Regions from separate parts of the Homo sapiens genome. Here region 1 is linked to region 2. The links are chromatin loops, found by intact Hi-C in ENCODE. Cell type or tissue: endothelial cell of umbilical vein. All regions are shown on one strand. Links, peaks and the distances in the headings refer to the core of each region. The heading gives the core; the rest is flanking DNA.

Region 1 (11,554 bases), core at 2,070-10,069, 76 kb before region 2:
TGATATGGCTTGGCTGTGTCCCCACCCAAATCTCATCTTGAATTCTAGCTCCCATAATCCCCACATGTTGTGGGAGGGACCTGATGGTGGTAATTGAATCATGGGAGTGGTTTCCCCTATACTGTTCTCATGGTAGTGAATAAGTCTCATGAGATCTGATGGTTTTATAAGAGGAAACCTCTTTCGCTTGGCTCTCTTTGCTTATCTCTTTTTTTTTGCTCTTGTCTGCCACCACGTAAGACGTGCCTTTCGCCCTCTGCCATGATTGTGAGGCCTCCCCAGCCACATGGAACTGTGAGTCCATTAAACCTCTTTTTCTTTAAAAATGACCCAGTCTAGGCTATGTCTGTATCAGCAGTGTGAAAACAGACTAGTACACCATCTGAGCTCTGCCTATCAGATCAGAGGCTGCATTAGATTCTCATAGAAGCATGAACTCTACTGTGAATTGTGCATGTGAGGGATCTAGGTTGCATGCTCCTTATGAGAATTTAATTCCTGATGATCTGAGGTGGAACAGTTTGATCCTGAAGCCATCCCCACCCCGCATCTGTGGAAAAATTGTCTTCCATGAAACTGGTCCCTGGTGCCAAAAACGTTGGGGGCTGCTGCTCTAATTCAATCTTACAGAGGAGGAAAAATAATTTTCTCCAAATCCTTTGCAGGGAAGAAAAAGTAACGTCTTTCCCTCACCCATCACAAGGTTCATGGCTGAAACTCCTATAACAAAAGGCATTAACAAGAGAAAAGCATATAAACTTAATATAATTTTTTTTTTTGAGATGGAGTTTCGCTCTTGTTGCCCCGGCTGGAATGCAACCTCTGCTTCCCAGGTTCAAGCAATTCTCCTGCCTCAGCCTCCCAACTAGCTGGGATTACAGGTGTCTACCACCATGCCTGGCTAATTTTTTGTATTTTTAGTAGAGGTGGGGTTTCACCATGTTAGCCAGGCTGGTCTCCAACTCTTGACCTCAGGTGATCCACTTGCCTCACCCTCCCAAAGGGCTGGGATTACAGGTGTAAGCCATCACACCCAGCTAAACTTAATATAAGTTTTATGTGACACAGGAGTCTTGAAATGAAGACCCAAAAAAATGGGAAAACTGGTTTTTTTTTTGTTTTTAGAGGTGAGGTTTTGCTATGTTGCCCAGACTGGAATGCAGTAGCTATTCACAGGCACGATCATGGCACACTACAGCCTTGAACTCCTGGGCTCAAGTGATTCTCCCGCCTCAGCCTCTCAGTAGGTGGGACCACAGACACACACCACCGCACCTGGCAAAACTGTATTTTTATGCTTAGGTTTGATGAAGAGTGGATATGATACGGACAGAGGACAGGGAAATACTGGGTAGAAGAGGGCAGTTCCTGGCAAAGGCCCCACCTTTAAGCCTGGAGGCCCACAGCCCTAAATGGGGACCGGCATTCCTGTTTTTGCACCCAAAACATTGCCTTTTGGTCCACCATGCCCTTTATCCTGTATCCACATAAACCCTAAACCCCAGGCTCCAGAAGGAGACGAGCAGATGAAGGGATGGGACAAGCAGATGAATGGCAAAATGATGCGGCAGAGGAAGAGGGAAGAAGAGGAATATGTGAATGCCGAGAGGAGTTTTGCTGGGGGTGGCCAGAGAGGAATTGGGCCGCTGGACAGCCAAGCTCCAGGGGAAGATCATCTTCCCACTCCATCCCCCACTTCTGGCTCCCCATCCATCCTGCTGAGAGCCACCTCCACCACTCAACAAAAACCTGCATTACCCTTCAAGCCCATGTGTGCCCCGATTCTTCCAGGATGCTGGGCAAGAGTTTGAGATACAAAAAGCTGTCACATTGACCTTCTGCCCCTGTGAGAAGGCAGAGGGTCCATTAAACTGGTTAACATTTAAGTCATCTGTGGATGGCAGGGCAAAAAGGGCACACTATAACACACGCCCACTTGGGCTCCTGCATCTGTCCGTCTGTGTACTCCCCCTCACCTGAGAGGTTTGACCAGGAGCAGCGGCTGAACAGGTGAGCCACGCCCCTGTCGCACATCCTACGATGGGGATCAGGAAACTCTCCCATTTCAGATAGCTGTGTAGAAATATAACTGAATCCAAGCTCGTACCACTTGCTGCACAGCAGCCAGTAAGTCAAGAGACAAAGTATCGGGGCAAGGAAAACAACTTCATTCTGAGAGCCAGCAAACTGAGAAGATGGCAGACTAGTGTTCAAAAGAACCATCTTGGCAGGGTGTGGTGGCTCACATCTGTAATCCCAGCACTTTGGGAGGCTGAGGCAGGTGGATCACTTGAGGCCAGGAGTTCGAGCCAGCCTGGCCAACATGGTGAAATGCCGTCTCTACTAAAAATACAAAAATTAGCTGGGTATTGTAGCAGATGCCTGTAATCCCAGCTACTTGGCAGGCTGAGGCAGGATAATTGTTTAAGCCCAGGAGGCGGAGGTTGCAGTGAGCTGAGATTGCACCACTGCACTCCAGCCTGGGTGACAGACAGAGACTCTGTCTCAGAAAAAAAAAAAGAACCATCTTAAGTCAGTTACAAATTTCAGACACTTTTTATGTTAAGGGCAGGGAGAAGAAAAGAGGGATTGTGGTCAAGAGAGGTAACTGATGATCACAGACATCTGGGCATCAGCAAGGGTCCGAGGAGGTTGGGAAAATTCTTTGTCCTGAGTCAGGTCACAATGTTTCTATAATTTTTTTTTTTTTTGAGATGGCGTTTCACTCTTGTTGCCTAGGCTGGAGTGCAGTGGCGTGATCTCGCCTCACCGCAACCTCTGCATCCCAGGTTCAAGCGATTCTCCTACCTCAGCCTCCTGAGTAGCTGGGATTGCAGGCATGCACCACCATGCCTGGCTAATTTTTTTGTATTTTTAATAGAGACGGGTTTTCTCTCTGTTGGTCAGGCTGGTCTTGAACTCCTGATCTCAGGTGATCCACCTGCCTCGGCCTTCCAAAGTGCTGGGATTACAGGGGTGAGCCACCGTGCCCGGCCTAACATTTTTATTTGTATATATATCCTCCTTATCTCCTCTTGGGTTAGTTTTGGGAAAGGGACTATTATTTTTTTTCTAAAGCTAAACTATAAACTAAATTCCTCATATAATTAGATGGTATGCATGCAAAGTTAAGCAGAAGCTTTTGAACCTAAAGGATATTACCATGGTGGAGGGGGTGGTCAGAGACAAAATGGAGTCAGTCATGCTAAGACTCCATCCACTGTTACAGAAGGATGATTGGGGCTGGGTACAGTGGCTCACGCCTGTAATCCCAGCATTCTGGGAGGCCAAGGCTCGCAGATCGCCTGAGGTCAGGAGTTTGAGACCAGCCTGGCCAACATGGTGAAACCCTGTCTCTACTAAACAAAAATTAGCCGGGTGTGGTGGCAGGTGCCTGTAATCCTAGCTACTCGGGAGACTGAGGCAGGAGAATTGCGTGAACCTGGGAGGCGGAGGTTGCAGTGAGCCAAGATCGCGCCACTGCTCTTCAGCCTGGGTGACAGAGCTAGACTCTGTCTCAAAAAAAAAAAAAAAAAAAAAAAGAAGTATGATTGGAGCAAGAGATCTAATGGTAATAGACTGGGGGAAAATTAGTAAGGCTTGTTTGTTCAGATTCTTCTTTGTTTCTCTGTCTTCATTCCTTTCATGTGAATATAGGAAGGACCCTTCTGGAATGACTATTTTGGGAAGTTCAGAGAATTCTTTCACGACCTGCTTCAGGAGAGAAGGTTAGAAGGTCAGAGAGATCTTCTTGCTTCTGCTGTTTTCTCAAATGCCAAAGTATCATATTTTGGGATAGCATGTCCTGAACCCCATTACTTTCATAGTACTTAGTTGGGATAGACCCCTGTAACAAAAGACAGATTAACAAGAGAAAAACAAACAGAAGCTTATTACCATGTATACCTCATGTATACACAGATGATATCCAGAGAAATGAGTACAATCTCAAAGAGGTGGCTTTGAATTCAGGATTAAATACCATTATCTGCAGAAACAGTGCAGGGAAAGGCTTATGGGGATGTGATCAGAAAAATTATGGTAAATAAGAGAAAAGCTTGTTATGCAGATTTAGGTTGATGCCTCCTCCAGTTAATGTAGAATGTCTGGGCTTCTGACTGAACTCCATCCTCAAACCTGGAACCTCAATTCGACCCTAAGTGAAAACAGCTGACCCTGATACAGAAGGGCTGGGCTCCTGGCTAAATTCCACCCTCAAGCCTGGAAACTCGGCCCCATTTTTCACCCAAATGATTGCCTTTTTGGCCTATCCTGCCCCCTATCCTGTGCCCATAAAAACCAGAGCAGCTGGCAGAAAAAAAAAAAAAAAAAAAAGAAAAGACAAAACAGGCAGCTGACCAGCAAGGATATAAGCTGCTGAGCCTCAGGGATGCAAGCTGCTGAATGGTGAGTAGAGAAGCAACTGAGTGTTGGAGACGATGGTTAAATGCGGCTAACTTCAGACAGTGCAGTTTCAGAGGGGAGCCTGGCCAGAGACAGCTGGACTGCAGGGAAAGATCACCTTCTTCCCGCACTGTCTCCTTTCCAGCTCCCCTTCCACTGAGAGCCACTTTCACTATTCAGTAAAGTCCTCCACGTTCATCATCTTTCAAACAGTTCATGTGACCTGATTCTTCCTGGACACTGAACAAGAACTCAGGTGTCAAAAAGGGCAGGTGCGGGAGGCTCTCACCCTCACCATTCACTGAGCTGTTAACACTTAGCTGTCCATGGACTGCAGGCTTGGTGAAACGAGCCACTCTAGTTCCTGCCCACAAAGGGGGTCAAGGTCAAGGGAATAATCCCATCTCACAGTGATAAGAGTCTCTTGTGATTAAGAGTCATCCTTCTCTTTCTTGTACAGGAAGATATCCTTAAAAATGGAGATTCCCTTTACAGATGTAAATTTCCCTTACAAAAGGGTAACTTCTACTGTTTTCAGAACATCTCTTGGGTTTGTAGTTTCTCAAACTCATCCTTATGCCAAAGAGGCATTTTTTTTGGGTGGCATATTTTAGTCGTCTACAGTCATTGTGGGGTGCATACTTTTGGTCCCCTACAACTTATAGAATTTTTCCTGTGGAGTTTAAGCCTCACAGGAGGCAGGGCCTCACTGCTCCCCAGCCTTCTTTCTTTCCCTGAGTTTTCTGGTGGAGAGATGGGCTACACGTGGGGATCTTACTCTGGCTGTTTCACAGTTTATTATTCAGTATTTTGGTAGCCACACACCCTCCGTCTCTGAGACAGGAAGTAGACTCAGAGGGAGGTGTGACGTGTCTTATCACTTTTTTCGGTCTGGCTCTGGTTAGATTTTTCTTAACTTAATTCCACTGGCAATAACAACGGGTGGAAATTTCTAACAGGTTTTGGCATGAGATTCTCTCTCAGTCTGACTTTTCAGTAGGAGAAAGGAAGCTGATGAGGAATCCAGTTCTCCTTTGAACAGTGACTTAGCAATGTCTTCCCTCTACACGAAATCTACCTTGCTCTCTATGGGTTTCAGTAGTCTGTACAATCTGACCTAATCCCGAAATTCACACCCTCCACTGCCAGGAGGCTGGCCTCCTTTGCTCTTTTTTTTCATGCCACTTGCTTCCTGGCAGGTTCCCTTTCTCTGTTTAGCTATATTCTTTCATGTGTAAACCAAAAATAAAATACTAAGTCCTCCAAGTGACTAAATGGACTCCCCTCTTGGCCAAGGGGATTCCAAAGAAACATAAAAAACTAGCTCAGGCCATGACGGGAAGGGAAGTTGGACATGCCTCATTATACCTTCTCCCTTTTGGAGTTGAAACATAATTGACCACATTAACATTAAAATAAAGATCATAAGACTGACAAAACAGACTCTTTGTAGCAATAAGGTAACAAATTCCAACTTGACTCTGGTATAGCATCACAAGACAGATAACAACAAGCCTTAGAAGAAATCAAAGTATTTTATTCCAAAGTGAGACAGGCTAGTTCCCTTGACCTAGACCCCCTTCAGGGGTGGGAACTGGAGTGACTCCTTTCACTCAGCCTGCTCCTGGCCACTGCTTGTGAGAGGGAGCATGTGAGCAAGCAAATGCGGGAACTGGAGGGAACGAAGCTAGAACCGGCTGGTCACTCCTGTCTGGCGGGAGCAGGCTCTGTGCAACTCCCTACGGCATCCAAGCCCCTGCACTCTCAGCGCCTGGGTTCTTGTCTGCTGTCCGGGAAAAATCAGGTCACTGGAATGGATCGAAGGGTGGTGTATGTGGAGGGTTTTAATGGGCAATGGATGTGGCTCTCAGTGGAATGGGGAGTTGGAAAGGGGATGGTGTGGGGAGAAGGTGATCTTTCCCTGAAGCCACACTGTTTGAAGTTAGCTGTGTCTATCCGTAGTCTCCAATGCTCAGCAACTTGCGTCCCCACTGGTCAGCCATATGTGTTGCTCTGCCAGCTGAAGTCTTTTTATGGGCACAGGATAGGGGCATGGCAGGCCAAAAAAAGCAACATTTGGGTGGAAAAACCGGGCCAGCTGTTTTCACTTAGGGCCATGGTTTCAAGATTAAGGATGGGTTTAGCCCGGAGCCCAGCCATTGGGTATCACAAGTATGTTTCTTTTCTTCTTCTTCTTCTTTTTTTTTTTTTTTGAGACAAAGTTTCACTTTGTTACCCAGGCTGGAGTGCAGTGGCATGATCTTGTCTCACTGCAACTTTTGTCCCTTGGGTTTAAGCGATTTTCCTACCTCAGCCTCCTGAGTAGCTGGGATTACAGGTGCACACCACCATGCCCAGGTAATTTTTGTGTTTTTAGTGGAAACAGGCTTTCACCATGTTGGCTGGGCTGGTCTTGAACTCCTGACCTCAAGTGATCCACCTGCCTCAGCCTCCCAAAGTGCTGGGATTACAGGCGTGAGCCACCTCGCCTGGCTCAAAAGTATATTTCTTTGACATATTTTGGAATGGCTCTGCAAAGCCATCTCTTGTGGGGGTAAATTCACATTCTGTAGAGAATCTCCTTTCCTTACTAGGTCTTTTCCTGATTGAAGGGAGATTTAACTGAGACTCTGACACCTTTTAAGATCCAAAAGCAGACATTTACCATCTATTCTCTCTGAAGCCTGCTACTTAGAGGTTTCGTGTACGTAACAAGAACCTTGGCTTCCACAACCTCTCTTATCTTAACTTAAGCATTTCTTTCTGACTTCAACTCTTTTTTTTCTGAGATGGAGTCTCACCCTGTCACCCAGGCTGGAGTGCAATGGCACAGTCTTGGCTCACTGCAACCTCCGCCTCCTGGGTTCAAGCGATTCTCCTGCCTCAGCCTCCTGAGTAGCTTGGATTGCAGGCGTGCACCACCATGCCCGGCTAATTTTTTGTATCTTTAGTAGAGATGGGGTTTCACCATGTTGGCCAGGCTGGTCTCAAACTCCTGACCTTGTGATCTCCCAAAGTACTGGGATTACAGGCGTGAGCCACCGCACCTGGCCTTCTGACTTCAACTCTTTAGGCAACACTTAACTCTTTCAACCAATGGCCAGTCAGAAAGTCTTTGAATCCAACCATGACCTGTAAGCATTTCCCCTTCAAATGACCTGCCTTCCTGGGCCAAACCAATGTGTACTTTCCATGTATTGATTTACGTTTTTGCCTGTAACTTCTGTCTCCCTAAAATATATAAAACCAAGCTATAACCCCACCACCTTGGGCACATGTTCTTAGAACCTCTTGGGACTGGGCCCCAGGTTATAATAATTCATATCTGGCTCAGAATAAACCTCTTTAAGTTACAGATTTTGACTATTTAAAATCAACACATGTAATGCCAGATCCAGTTCCATCTCCTTCATGGAGCCTTTTTATAATCCCAATCTATGCTGAGGCCCTCTGCTCTCATCCATTCATTCATTCACTGATGTGAGGGCCAAGGTCTGTGGCACTCCCTAAAGGTTCGCTGAAAAAAAATCACTGACCTGGGGGAGATTGAGTAATGGGAGAAAAGGCGTACAAATTTATTTAATGTGTATACACGGGAGCGTTCAGAATGAAGACTCAACCCAATAGTGAGGTACAAAAGTTTATATACCATCTTAGGGCTACAGAAAGAAAGGGGGTTTGGATCCTGGAGGTAGAAATAAATTATTAAGGCAGATAGTGAGGGCAACAGAGTCCTCAGCAGAGTGTCCCTTACAACAAAAAGCAGCCCCCAAAATCATTTCTAACAAAGAGCAGCCTAAGAAATTGAGCTGCAAACATGAACAAGGAAGCTGCAAGCTTGCACAGGGGAATGCCAGCAACTGTGCCAATAGAAAAGGGCTACCTGGGGGCCAGGCATGTCCAGCACGGAGGTTCCATCTTCCCTTTTTTTGGTTACCACATGTACAGTAAATGAATGGGCAACATGGTGCAGCTCAGGCAGAGGACCTGCCTGCATAATAAAAGATTAGGGCGGGGCTACCAGAAATTCGTGCCCTATGCAAATGGCACACCCAGTCTAACCAGTTTTTTGCACCCTATGTAAATCAGACGTCACCTCCTCACCAGCTCATCAATACACCCCCCTGCATTTCACTGCAGATCCAGCATTTTCTGGGAACCCCCCTCTGTAGCAAAGAGCTATTCTCTTTCTTTCGCTTACTATGCTTTCAATCTCAACCTTACTCTTTGTGTGTCTGCGTCCTTGTTCTCTGTGGCCATGGGACAAGGAACTTGGGGTGTTACTCCAGACAACCAGGCTGTTTCAGGGATAAAACAGATTATGGAAGAGGGTAGAAGTGGAATTCTTTGAGGGGATTACTAGGGAGAATAAATGGATCTGGGAACAGAGATTAACTTGTAAATACTTCTCTTTGACAGTGATAGGGTGGTTCAGGTGTGGTTACATTCTTGGTCTTACAGGGAGCGGAAGAAAAAACAATTGTTCTTCTTGATGGGCCTGGATCTTAGGCAGATAAAGGAACTTTTAACTCTTTGGAAGAGATGGTCGTGGTGGTTGGGGGAGGCCAGAGAGAACTTGAGACTTCTTTTTCAGTATGTCAATGTGATGTATTTTGGGGTATTTGGTTTCTGAGTACCAACACTGAACAAATTTGCTAGATGCTTATGCTATGTCAATCACCATGCTTAGTGAGAACCTCAGAGTAAATAAGGCAGGCTGGTCCTTGCCTTCATGGGACTGAGAGTGTTGAAGGAGTCCTAGACATGACACATATGAAAGTCACATCATAATAGATTCTTTAGTCCTCCTTGTAATCCTTGTTTATTAATTAGGGTAGTCTTTTTTGCAACCCATAAAATCCAGTTCTGGGATATGGGCCAAAACACATATTTCCTGGGAAGGCCCCGCGGCTCCTCACAGAACTGAAGGGAGAACCAGAACCCTGGCTTCCAGTTGGCGGCAAGAGAGAACCTCCAGGGATTTCAGCTGCAGAAACATTTAGACTTTCTCTTCAGGGCACCAAGTCTGCTTCAATAACTGCTACTTTCTGTATCCATGCCAAGTTTCAAGTCCCAGGAGAAAACTGGAATGTTTAAGCTTGAGTCAGGTGATTGCCTCTAGAAATGAGGCACCTCTCTGGATGCAGGCAGGGAGAGGTGGGTGTGGGGGCTGGGGCCATGGAGGGCCTTTCCCAGAGTGGGGAGATTGTGGTGTGGAGCCATTCTCCTGCAGATGCTGTGCCGTGCTGCCCAGATTTCTCCTTCAAGGATGGAGAACTTATATCCCCAGCTGCTGGGTGTGCTGTTGGCCGGGTGGGAGCCATCAGTGTTCAGCGGTGGCCTGGGAATGGCCTCTGCCCAAGGAGTCACTTTTGTCCCATGTCACGCTCCTGCTTGGGCATTCAATGAGTGGCAGGAATGTGTGGAGCTGTCTATAGGCCCAGCGTGGGACAGTTTTAAAGGGACATCCCAGCTTCAGAGCTTGCCACAGCAGGCCGCTCAGCTCCATCTGGCCGGTCCTGAGTCCTTCATTTTCCCAACAGGCGTTGGCCCTGAGAGCCCTCCCTGGTAAATTCCTGTGCTCCGATCTCCTCCCCAGAGTCGGCTTCCTGAGGAACCCAACCTGCAACACACCCCAGTGGAATCTGCAACACTTGTGATGCTCACATTTACACTCTTTTTTTTTTTTTTTTTTTTTAGAGACAGTATCTTGTTCTGTCACCCAGGCTAGAGTGCAGTGTTGCCATCATAACTCACTGCATGCAGCCTCGAACTCCTGGGCTCAAGTGATCCACTTGTCTCAGCCTTCCAAAGTGCTGGGATTACAGACAGGAGCCACCACGCCTGGTTCGCAGTTCTACATTTTATTATATATTATATGGCATCGTTTGTTAATTATTTCACATATTCCTTATGCTTCCTGTTATGGTCTGAATGTTTCTGTCTCCTCGAAACTCATATATTGAAATACTAACCCCCAAGGTGATAGTATTAGGATATTAGGAGGTGGTGCCTTTGGGAGGTGATTAGGTCATGGGAGTGGGGCCCTCATGAATGGTATGAGTGCCCTTATAAAAGAGACCCTGGAGAGCTTGCTGGCCCCTTCCCCTATGTGAGGACACAGTGAGAAGGCTCTGTCTATGAGCCAGGAAGAGGGCTCTCGCCAGACACTGAATCTGCCAGCACCTCAGTCTGGGACTCCCCCACCTCCAGAACCATGAGAAATAAATCTCTGGGCCAGTCGCAGTGGCTCACACCTGTAGTCCCAGCACTTCGGGAGGTGGGGGTAGGAGGATCACTTGACCCCAGGAATTTGAGGCCCACTTGGGCCACATAGCGAGAACTTTCTCTACAAAAAAGTAAAAAATTAGCCAAGTGTAGTGGTGCATATCTATAGTCCCAGCAACCCAGTAGGCTGAGGTGGGAGGATTACATGAGCCCAGGAGTTCAAGGCTGCAGTGAGCTGTGACTCAACCACTCTATTCCACTCTGGGCAACAGAGTGAAACCCCATCTCAAAATAAAAAAAGGAGAAGAAGAAGAAGAAATAGGCCAGGCTCAGTGACTCACACCTGCAATCCCAGCACTTTGGGAGGCCAAAGTGGAAGGATTACTTGAGCCTAGAAGTTTGAGATCAGCCTGGGCAATATGATAAGACCCCCATCACAACAAAAATTAAGAAGTTAGCTGAGTGTGGTAGCACGTGACTGTGATCCCAGCTACTTGGGAGGATGAGGAGGGTCATTGGCACCTGGGAGTTTGAGGCTGCAGTGAGCTGTGATTATGCCACTGCCCCCTAACCTGGGTGACAGAGTGAGACTCTTTGTCTCTAAATAAATAAATAACTAGGCCAGGTGCCGTGGCTCACTCCTGTAATTCCAGCACTTTGGGAGGCCGAGGTGGAAGAATCACTTGAGGTCAGGAGTTCAAGACCAGCCTGGCCAACATGGTGAAACCCCTGTCTCTACTAAAAATACAAAAATTAGCCAGGTATTGTGGCAGATGCCTGTAATCCCATCTAATCAGGAGGCTGAGGCAGGAGAATCGCTTGAACCCGGGAGGTGGAGGTTGTAGTGAGCCGAGATTGCGCCACTGCACTCCAGCCTGGGTGACAGAGTGAGACTGTCTCAAAAATAAAAATAAAAGTAAAA
Region 2 (11,554 bases), core at 1,513-9,512:
GCAGGCTACATGGGAAGTCAAATTCTACAAGAAGAAGCTGCTTAGGGACCTCAGAAATCAGAACTAGGGGAGCTGGTTTTCTAATACAAATGTTAATGATGCCAGAGTAAGATGATCTGCTATGTCCACCTGCACAGCGGAAGATCCCTGTCATCTTGCCTAGGCAGAGTGAGTTGTTGTTAGATTAGATCAGGACCCGCCCTCCCTTGGCCTGGGCTGAGGGGCCACTGCCAACATTTGCCTCTGACATTCTACTTTTTAAAAAAAGTTTCTATGACTCACCACAGGCTTACGAATGCAGACGGTCTGGTTAATTCAAGCTTGGAGTTCTGGAAATCATCGCATCATTTTAGGGCAGTGTTTCTCAAAGGGTGAGCTTTTGAACACATGCAGCAGAATCACACACATGCTTGAGTATGTGTGTTGGTTAAAAATGCAGGCCGGGTGCAGTGGCTCACGCCTGTAATCCCAGCATTTTGGGAAGCCGAAGCGGGTGGATCACCTGAGGTTGGGAGTTCGAGACCAGCCTGACCAACATGGAGAAACCCCGACTCTACTAAAAATACAAAATTAGCCAGGCGTGGCGGCGCATGCTTGTAATCCCAGCTACTCGGGAGCCTGAGGCAGGAGAATCGCTTCAACCTGGGAGGTGGAGGTTGTGGTGAGCCAAGATCACGCCACTGCACTCCAGCCTGGGCAACAAGAGCAAAACTTTGTCTAAAAAAAAAAAAAAAAAGGCAGATTCCTAGATCTCATTTCTGTTGATCTGAATGAGTGTCTCTGGGGCTGGGGGCTGGGAATCCCAATGTGAATTTTAAGCCAACATGCCAGTTGAATTTAATGTACAAAAAATTTGAGAATCATTGTTTTGGGGCGACCTTGTGTATCTCTGTAATCCATTATGAGTTGATTTTGGAGTGGACCATCTTATATCCAAGGCTTATGAAAATCTATTTAATATTGGTGACACTTTGGCTATCTTCGTTATGTTGTTGGTTACAAAATGCAATTGGATGTTGTTTTTATTTTTTTTTTTATTTTTTGAGTCTGAGTCTTGCTCTGTCACCCAGGCTGGAGCACAGCGGCGCCATCTTGGCTTACTGCAACCTCTGCCTCCCAGGTTCAAGCAATTCTCCTGCCTCAGCCTCCTGAGTAGCTAGGACTACAGGCTTGTGCCACCACACCCAGCTAATTTTTTTGTATTTTTGTATTTAGAGGCAGGGTTTTACCATGTTGGCCAGGCTGGTCTCAAACTACGGGCCTTAAGTGATCCACCCGCCTTAGCCTCCCAAAGTGCTGGGATTACAGGCGTGAGCCACCGTGCCTGGCCAGATATTGTTTTTAAAACAGATTCTTGAATTGGGGTAATTCTATGTAATGAATATAGTCATGATTCTGGTATGTAGTTCTGGTATGTAGAAAAGGCAAAATCCCAGCCTGGCCAACATGGTGAAACCCTATCTGTACTAAAAATACAAAAATTAGCAGGGTGTGGTGGCGTGCGCCTGTAGTCCCAGCTACTCAAGAGGCTGAGGGAGGAGAATCACTTGAACCCTGGAGGCAGAGGTTGCATTGAGCCAAGATCGTGCCACTGCATTCCAGCCTGGGCGACAGGGTGAGACTCTGTCTCAAAAAGAAAAAAAAAAGAAAAGGCAAAATCATGGTATAACTCCCCTTACATTTTGTATTAATGGGGCTTTTTGTCTGCTACCCATCATTAGTTGATATAGCTTTTAAACTAGTTATTTTTTCCTCCCAGCTTTATTGAGGTATAATTGACTAATAAAACTGGTATATATTAAGGAATGCAACTTGATGATTTGTTTGTTTTGTTTTTTGAGATAGGGTCTCACTCTGTCACCCAGGCTGGAGTGCAGTGGTATGAGCCTCTGCAGCCTCAACCTCCTGGGCTCAAGTGATCCTCCCACTTCAGCCTCCCAAGAAGCTAGGACTACAGATGCATCTCACCACACCCAGCTAATTTTTTTGTAAAGCTGGGGGTCTCCTTATGTTGTCCAGGCTGGTCTCCAACTCCTGGGCTCAAAGGATCCTCCCACCTCAGCCTCCAAGTACAAAAAATTTGTAGCTGGAACTACAGGTGTGCACCACCATGCCCACCTAATTTTTTTTTGGTAGAAATGGGGATCTTCCTATGTTGCCCAGGCCGGTCTCGAACTCTTGGGCTCAAATGATCCTCCCTCCTCAGCCTCCCAGAGTGTTGAGATTATGGGCCTGAGCCACTGTGCGCAGCCAAGGAGAGACTTTTTATTTTTCCTTTCAGTACAAAGTTTCTCGGGTCCTCCTTGATTTTCTACTGGATCTTCTCACTGACAGAGCAAAAGGGTTCTTACCTCCCATTATCACTTCCTATGTAATTATCCACTGGTCCAGGCACTCAGGGGTTATGCTTCTTTCATTGACAAAGACTTTTGTTTTTTTTTTTTTTTTTTTTTGGAGGCAGAGTCTCCTCCTGTTGCCGAGGCTGGAGTGCAGTGGCAAGATCTCAGCTCACTGCAACCTCTGCCTCCTGGGTTCAAGTGATTCTCCTGCCTCAGCCTCCTGAGTAGCTGGGATTACAGGCACGTGCCACTGTGCCTGGCTAATTTTTGTGTTTTTAGTAGAGATGGGGTTGCACTGTGTTGGCCAGGCAGGTCTTGAACTCCTGACCTCATGATCTGCCCACCTTGGTCTCCCAAAGTGCTGGGATTACAAGCGTGAGCCACCGGGCCCGGCCAAGACTGTTATTTTATCTGCAGCTACACGAAGAAACAATTGCAGCTCTAGCACTCAGCCGGATTAATCACAGATATGTGATCCCTGCACACCAGCACACTGCCTTCTTGAACAGGGCAACTTTGAATTAACATCAGAATGAGATCAAGTAACATCACTAATTATGATTCATAACAAACTTCTACCCATTATTAGAAAGGAAATGCCAACGCCTGACCATTCTTAAAACTATTATTTTATTTTATATTTTTTGAGACCGTGTTTTGCTCTTGTTGCCCTGGCTAGAGTGCAATGGCGCGATTTCGACTCACCACAATCTCCGCCTTCCCGGTTCAAGTGATTCTCCTGCCTCAGCCTCCTGAGTAGCTGGGATTACAGGCATGAGCCACCACGCCTGGCTAATTTTTTGTATTTTTAGTAGAGACGGGGGTTTCTCCATGTTGGTCAGGCTGGTCTTGAACTCCCGGCCTCAGGTGATCCGCCCACCTCGGCCTCCCAAAATGCTGGGATTAAAGGCGTAAGCCACTGTGCCCGGCCCTTAAAACTATTTTTGACCTGTTATGAAAATAGTGTAATTTGAGAAGGAAGAGAGAAGCATGAGAATTAGTTTTCTGGCCAAATGATGTAGTATTTTGCAAACTGACTACATCTTAAAAATACAAAAAATAAAAGATAATGTTGCCGGATGCGGCGTCTCATGCTTGTAATCTTACAGCCCCCACATGGGGGCTGAGGCGAGCAGATCACCTGAGGTCAGGAGTTCGAGACCAGCCTGGCCAACATGGTGAAACACTGTCTCTACTAAAAATACAAAAATTAGCCAGGCGTGGTGGCATATGTCTGTAATCCCAGCTACTCGGGAGGCTGAGGCAGGAAAAATCACTTGAGCCCACGAGATGGAGAGTGCAGTGAGCCAAGATTGTGCCACTGCACTTCAGCCTGGGTGACAGAGGGAGACTCTGTCTCAAAAAGAAAAGAAAAGAAAAAAAGGTAATATTTATTTTGTGTACACCAGAGTAAATAGAGCCCATTTTTTTTTTTTTTTTTTTTTTTTTTTAAGATGGAGTCTCGCTCTGTCGCCTAGGCTGGAGTGCAGTGGTGCGATCTTGGCTCACTGCAAGCTCCGCCTCCTGGGTTCATGCCATTCTCCTGCCTCAGCCTCCGGAGTAGCTGGGACTACAGGCGCCCGCCACTACGCCCGGCTAATTTTTTTTTAATTTTTTTTATTTTTAGTAGAGATGGGGTTTCACCGTGTTAGCCAGGATGGTCTTGATCTCCTGACCTCGTGATCTGCCTACCTTGGCCTCCCAAAGTGCTGGGATTACAGGCGTGAGCCACCGTGCCTGGCCCCAATAGAGCACAATTTTTATATAGAATTTTTTATTTAGGCTGGAGAAAAAGCAATTGCAGTTTTTGCCATTAAAAGTAATGAATTTGGCCCGGTGTGGTGGCTCATGCCTGTAATCCCAGCACTTTGGGATGCCAAGGCAGGCAGATCACGAGTTCAGGAGTTCAAAATCAGCCTGACCAACATGGTGAAACCCCTTCTCTACTAAAAATACAAAAATTAGCTGGACGTGGTGATGCATGCCTGTAATCCCAGCTACTCAGGAGGGTGAGGCAGGAGAATTATTTGAACACGGGAGGTGAAGGTTGCAGTGAGCCTAGATCGCACCACTGGACTCCAGCCTGGGCAACAGGACCAGACTCCGTCTCAAAAAAAAAAAAAAAAAAAAAAGTAATGAATTTGCAGAATCCATTCCCTTTAGCATGAGTTTTCAAAGGCAGACTTCAAGTGTGTTTACCTATCTGGTAGGTTAAACGAGTTCACATCCTTAAAGCTTAGGGCTGTGTTGTGGATGTACACTCCTTGAGCATGTGGGGAAGGAAGTTAGGCACTGACGTTTTTCCGGAATATTCCCTTACCCGATGCCAAATTTCCTATTGCTAATCCCTCATCCTGATCCCTTTCCTGGGGAGTCCTGCCTAATACCAAACCTGTAGACTTTCTGTACAAGGGATGTGGTCTGACAACACACAAGGTTTATACTTTTTAAAATGACACGAGGAATTTTTGTTCCTGTCTTCCAGCAGGCTGTGAGGAGATTTTTATCAATTTGATTCATCACTGTGAAAATGATCTCCTGATTGAGTTTCTTTTGAATTTTTGAAATGGTTAATGAATAAATTGATCTTTTTAATTTTTTTTTTTTTTTTTTTTTGAGACAGGGTCTTGCTCTGTCACCCAGGCTGGAGTGCAGTGGCATGATCATAGCTCACTGTAGCCTCAACCTCCTGGGTTTAAGGGTTTAAGCGACCCTCCCATCTCAGCCTCCTGGATAGCTGGGACTACAAGCATGCACCGCCAAGTCCAGCTAATTTTTTAAATTTTTTGTAGAGACGGGTCTTGCTACGTTGCCCAGGCTAGTCTCAAACCTCTGGGCTCAAGTGATCCTTCCACTGTGGCCTCTCAAAGTGCTGGGACTACAAGCATGAGTCACCATGCCCAGCTGCTTTTTGTTTGTTTAATATTGGAGAGATGTTGCCATAGTTATTTCTTGATTTTCCACACACAGCTTCTGTGTGCTGTGACCTTACTCATGGCAATTCAGTTTCTTATTATACCTTAAGGACAGTGGTACCTTCCTCATTTAGTTTTGTTCAAGATAATACTGTTTGTCCTTAAAGAATGTTTTGAAGATGTACTTTTATAGAACTGCACTCCCACATTATTTCTTGTCTTTTCGCATGATTCTGTGTATTTGCTTCCATTTTCCTGGGACCTTCCTCCAACCTAAATCTTTGGTACTACATTTTTCCTTTTTTTTGTTCTCTAAAACAAAGAGACTTTACTAATCATTAGGAAAACGCGAATCAAAACCACAGTGGTAGCAAGGCGTGGTGGCTTATGCCTGTAATCCCAGCACTTTGGGAGGTCGAGGCAGGTGGATCACTTGAGGTCAGGAGTTTGAGACCAGCCTGGCAACATGGTGAAACCCCATCTCTACTAAAATACAAAAATTAGCTGGGCTTGATGGCGCACACCTGTAATCCCAGCTACTCGGGAGGCTGAGGCAGGAGAATTGCTTTAACTCAGGAGGTGGAGGTTGCAGTGAGCTGAGATTGCGCCACTGCACTCCAGCCTGGGTGACAGAGTGAGACTCCATCTCTAAAAAAAAAACCGAGCTCCTCTGTCCAGCTCATGGGAAAGGTGAATTTCTGGATTGCTCCACTGCACTCCAGCCTGGGCAACAGAGCAAGACTGTGTTTCAAAACAAAACAAAACACAATCAATGATATACCACTTTCACATCCATTAGGATAGGATGGCTTTAAAAAAAGAAAAAAGAAAAACCCCAGAAAGTAATAAATGCTGGTGAGGGTGGGGACAAATTGGAACCCTTGCATATTGCTGGTGGGAATGCAAAATGGTGTAGCCACTGTGGAAAACATGAAGGTGCTTCCTCAAAAAAGTAAATATACTATCACCATGTGATCCAGCCATTCTTTTGGGCATACACCCAAAAGTACTGCAAGGAGGTTCTTTTAGCGACATGTGTACACACTCATGTTCATAGCAGCATTATTCACAATAGCTGAAAGGTGGAAACAACCCAAGTGACCATTTGCAGATGAATGGATAAACAAAATGTGGTATATACATACAATGGAATATGATTCAGCCTTAAAAAAGGAAGGAGGCCGGGTGTGGTGGCTCATGCCTGTAATCCCAGCACTTTGGGAGACTGAGGCGGGCGGATCACCTGAGGTCGGGAGGTCGAGACCAGCCTGACCAACATGGAGAAACTGTCTCTACTGAAAATACAAAATTAGCTGGGCATAGTGGTGCATGCCTGTATTCCAGCTACTCGGGATGCTGAGGCAGGAGAATTGCTTGAACCTGTGAGGCAGAGGGTGCTGTGAGTCAAGATCATGCCATTGCACTCCAGCGTGGGCAACAAGAGCAAAACTCCGTCTCAAAAAAAAAAAAAAAAAAAAAAAGGAAATTCACATGCACAACATGGATGAACCTTGAGGACAGTATGCTAATTGAAATAAGCCAGTCACAAAAGGACGAATGCTGTATGGTTCCACTTATATGCGGTACCTAGAATAGTTGAATTCACAGAGACAGATAATAGAAAGGTGGTTGCCTGGGGCTGGGGGAGGGGAGCAGCAATGGGGAGTTAGCGTTTAATGGGGGCAGAGCTTCAGCTGGGGAAGATGAAAAACTTCTGGAGATGGATAGTGGTGACAGTTGCACAGTGGAAATGTACTTCATGCCACATGTTACGTATATCTTATACATAACGTAAAATTTAAAAATGGCTTGAAAAAGGCAAGGAATGGCTGGGTGCAGTGGCTCAGGCCTGTAATCCCAGCACTTTGGGAGGCCAAGGCGGGTGGATAACATGAGGTCAGGAATTCGAGACCAGCCTGGCCAACATGGTGAAACCCCAACTCTACTAAAAATACACACACACACACACACACACACAAATTAGCCGGGCATGGTGGTGCACACCTGTAATCCCAGCCACTCGGGAGGCTAAGGCGGGAGAATCGCTTGAACCTGGAAAGCAGAGGTTGTAGTGAGCCGAGATTGCGCCACTGCACTCCAGCCTGGGTGACAGAGCCAGACTTCATTGCAAAAAAAAAAAAAAAAAAAAAAAAAAAAAGGAAAGAAAAGGAAAAAGAAAAAGACAAGGAAGACTCTTACATTGTTATTTTACAAAATACAGCCCTTCCAGGAACTGTCCTGTACTAATCTGTACTGTCACGGCCAGGGCTGTTTAGCAACACAAAGTTCGCGTCAGTCACCTCTCCTTTAGGACCCATCACCTCCTGCAGCCTGTCCAGAAAACTTAAAGGTTGGGTGACACGTGAAGATGCCGGACCCCTCGTGGGGATGATGTGGTGAGTCATCCATCTGCAAGATCAGAGCCTGACTCTAGACTATGCTGGAGGCCAGGTGAGACTCTCTAAACAGTCTAGCCTGCCTATTTGCAGAAGCAACAGGAGGAAAGAGGGAGGGTGGGGAGAAACTCAAACCCTGACTTTAGACGTTGTAGGGCAGCTCAGAATTTCCCAAATTCATCTGGTCATTAGAATCCCCTGGGTGATTCCAGGGCTTCGTCAGACCATCCAAGGGCAGGTGCTGAGAATCTGGTTTTGGTTTGCTTTGTTTCAAGTCAATGCTTTAGGCAATTCATCACAATCTGGAAAGTCTGGGAAATACTGGTGGGCGTGAGAGCATGGGCTTGATTTCTTTATAAAAGGAGTGAAACCTGGGAAGTGCGAGGGGGCCTGTTGTGCTCAGATGTGGTGCTGCTGCTATTGCAATGAAGGTGGCAGTCAGGATGTGTCCCTTAGAATGGGAGGAGTTGCTTGCCTGGTGTGCTTAGAGGAAAAACTACATGGAAAAGCAGAGGACTGGTAACTGACTGAGGTTGTCCCTGCGGTCCTTTGCCCCCACTGTTTTTTTTTTTTTTAATTTTAGTCAGGGTCTCGCTCTGACAACCAGGCTGGAATGCAGTGGTGCAATCATAGCTAACTGCAGTCTCTATCTCCTTGGCTCAAGTGATCTTTCCTTCTTTGTCTCCCAAGCAGCTGGGGCTACAGGCACATGCCGCCATGCCTGGCTATTTTAAAAATTTTTTGTAGAGATGACATCTTGTTATGTTGCCCAGGTTGGTCTCGAACTCCTGACCTCATGCAATCCTCCCACCCAAGCCTCCCAAAATGCTGGGATTACAGGCGTGAGGCACCACACCCAGCCTCCAGTTGTCCATTTAATTAGCAGAAGGGACATAGTTTCTTTCCAATCTGTTGTGATTGTTGTGACTTCTGGAAGATGGCTCTTTGGAGGAGTTGCTTAAGCTTAGGATCTTCCCTGCTCTATAAGCTCTTAGGCACATCACTCAGATGAAGTAATATATGTAAATATTTATATATATTATATATAAAAATATTTAATATTTATATATTAAAAATATTAAATATTATATATTATATTTAAATATTTTATATTTATATATTATATTTAAATATTTTCTATTTATATATTATATATAAATATTTTCTATTTATATATTATATTTAAATATTTTCTATTTATATATTATATATAAATATTTTCTATTTATATATTATATATAAATATTTTCTATTTATATATTATATATAAATATTTTCTATTTATATATTATATATAAATATTTTCTATTTATATATATTATATATAAATATTTTCTATTTATATATATTATATATAAATATTTTCTATTTATATATAATATATAAATATTTTGTTTATATATATTATATATATTTTATATTTATATATTATATATATTTATATATAAATATATTTTATATATATTATATTTTTATATAAATATATTTTATATAAATATTTATATATAATATATTTTATATATAATATATTATATAATATATTATATATTATATATAACATATTTATATATTATATATAAAATATATATAATATATTTTATATATTATATTTAATATAAATATATTTTATATATATTATACTTATCTATAAATATATTTTTATATAATAATAAAATATATTTATATATAAATATAGTTATATATAATAATAAAATATATTTATATATAAATATAGTTATATATAATAATAAAATATATTTATATATATTATATTTATATATAACTATATTTATATATATTATAGTTATATATAAATATTTTATATATTATAGTTATATATAAATATTTTATATATATTATAGTTATATATAAATATATTTTTTATATATATAAAACCACACCTGGCTGTTTTGTTTTTTGAGACACAGTCTCACTCTGTCACCCAAACTGGAGTGCAGTGTCACGAGCACAGCTCACTACAGCCTCAACTTCCTGGGCTCAAACTATTCTCCCATCTCAGACCTCAAAGAGCTGGGACCACAGGTGCACACCACCACACCTGGCTAATTTTTAAATTTTTTGTAGAGACAGGGTTTCACCACATTGCCCAGGCTGGTCTCAAACTCCTGACCTCAAGCGATCTGCCTGCCTCGGCCTCCCAAAGTGTTGGGATTACAGGCACGAGCTACCACATCCGGCCACAATACTTTTTATATTATATATTTTATCAAAAAATATTACTTCAGCCTGTAATCCCAGCATTTTGGGAGGCCGAGGCGGATGGATCACGAGGTCAGGAGATCGAGACCATCCTGGCTAACGTGGTGAAAGTCTCTCTCTCCTAAAAATACAAAAAAATTAGCCAGGCGTGGTGGCGGGCGCCTGTAGTCCCAGCTACTCGGGAGGCTGAGGCAGGAGAATGGCGTGAACCCGGGAGGCGGAGGTTGCAGTGAGCCGAGGTCGCGCCACTGCACTCCAGCCTGGGTGACAGAGCGAGACTCCATCTCAAAAAACAAACAAACAAACAAACAAACAAACAGACAGACAGACAAGCAAAAAAACAAAAAAACGTACTGTGCTAAGTATTGAAAGGTCCCAAGATAAAAAACACATCAACTTCCTGTTATCCAGAAACTTAAAAATAGCAATTCCCATGTTAGTTTTAAACCTGCAGAATTAGTGTCGATGTATATTTATGATGTATATTTTATACTTATTAAACTAATTATGCACAAGTTGCAAGCTCCTGTACTCCCAGAACTGGCAGCTATTTTGTTTTTTGTTTTTTGTTTTGTTTGTTTGAGATGGAAGAGGGAATCTTACTGTGTTGCCCAGGCTTGTCTTGAACTCCTAGGCTCAAATGATCCTTCCACCTCAGCTTCTTAGTAGCTGGGATTATAGGCACACATCACTATACCTCGCTCCTGGCAGTTATTTTGTTTCTGGAAATTCAGAGAACAAGAATAAACAAAAATTACAGCTCTTTGGGAAGCCGACGGGGGCGGATCACCTGAGGTCAGGAGTTTGAGACCAGCCTGGTCAACATGGTGAAACCCCATCTCTACTAAAAATAATAAAAAAAATTAGCCAGGCATGGTGGTGGGCACCTGTAATCCCAGCTATTCAGGAGGCTGAGGCAGGAGAATCGCTTGAACCTCGGCAGAGGTTGCAGTGAGTAGAGATCGTGCCACTGCACTCCAGCCTGGGGAACAGAGTGAGACTGCGTCTCGAAAAAGAAAAAAAAGAATGAACAAAAATTAAATTTATGTTTTTCCATTTCAGCTAAGCCTCAAACTTCTACTATCTTCACAAATGGACTCAAAGACTCTGGATTTTCTAAGGTTTTTTGAATTTCCTTATATTGAGATCTTAATAACCCTGTTTGACCTGGATATTTGTATTTTTATATATATATTTATTTATAGAGATAGGGTCTTGCTCTGTTGCCCAGGCTAGAGTGCAGTGGCATGATTATGGCTCACTGTAACCTGGCCAACAACAGCGAGACTCAGTCTGGAAAAAAAAAAAAAAGAAAAGAAAAAAAGAAAAGTGTGGTGGGATTGTTCACACCTGTAATCCCAGGATTTTGAGAGACTGAGACGTGAGGATCCAGAAGTTTGAGGCCAGCCAGGACAACATAGTGAGACCCCGTCTCTAAAAAATTTTAAAAATTAGCCGGGCTATGATCGTGTACTACAATCCAGTCTGGATGACACTGCATGCCTTTGGGGGGGATATGTTTTGGGTAAGCAAGGCAAAATTTTATAAATTTTCACTTTTATGTTCAACCTCTGGGGTTACTTACCCACCACTCTGCCAAGCGAGTAATTAAGGGTAGTTATGTTCAATATTAAGCAACTAAATCTATTTTGTTTTTAGCATTTACTGATAATACAATTTCAGT

Evidence for each region. A loop is a pair of places that touch in the nucleus more often than their neighbours do. Peaks named below come from ENCODE experiments on the same cell type or tissue, not always from the same donor. Only the 100,000 strongest peaks of a DNase experiment are listed, where the experiment ranks them.
Region 1: it touches region 2 in a loop (2.9-fold over the local background); 7 of 110 quality-filtered maps call a loop at or near these places.

Annotation. Positions count from the first base shown.
Region 1 is chr10:21,400,712-21,412,265 of GRCh38, reverse strand. No RefSeq gene overlaps it. Among named protein-coding and RNA genes, the nearest start is that of LINC02643, 34 kb to the right of the region's middle. RefSeq lists an enhancer at 8,641-9,180. In endothelial cell of umbilical vein, for the core only: no CTCF peak of the experiment used is centred there; a DNase peak (open chromatin) is centred at 5,305; H3K27ac peaks cover 751 bases.
Region 2 is chr10:21,323,874-21,335,427 of GRCh38, reverse strand. No RefSeq gene overlaps it. Among named protein-coding and RNA genes, the nearest start is that of LINC02643, 43 kb to the left of the region's middle. In endothelial cell of umbilical vein, for the core only: no CTCF peak of the experiment used is centred there; DNase peaks (open chromatin) are centred at 4,647 and 5,267; H3K27ac peaks cover 2,925 bases.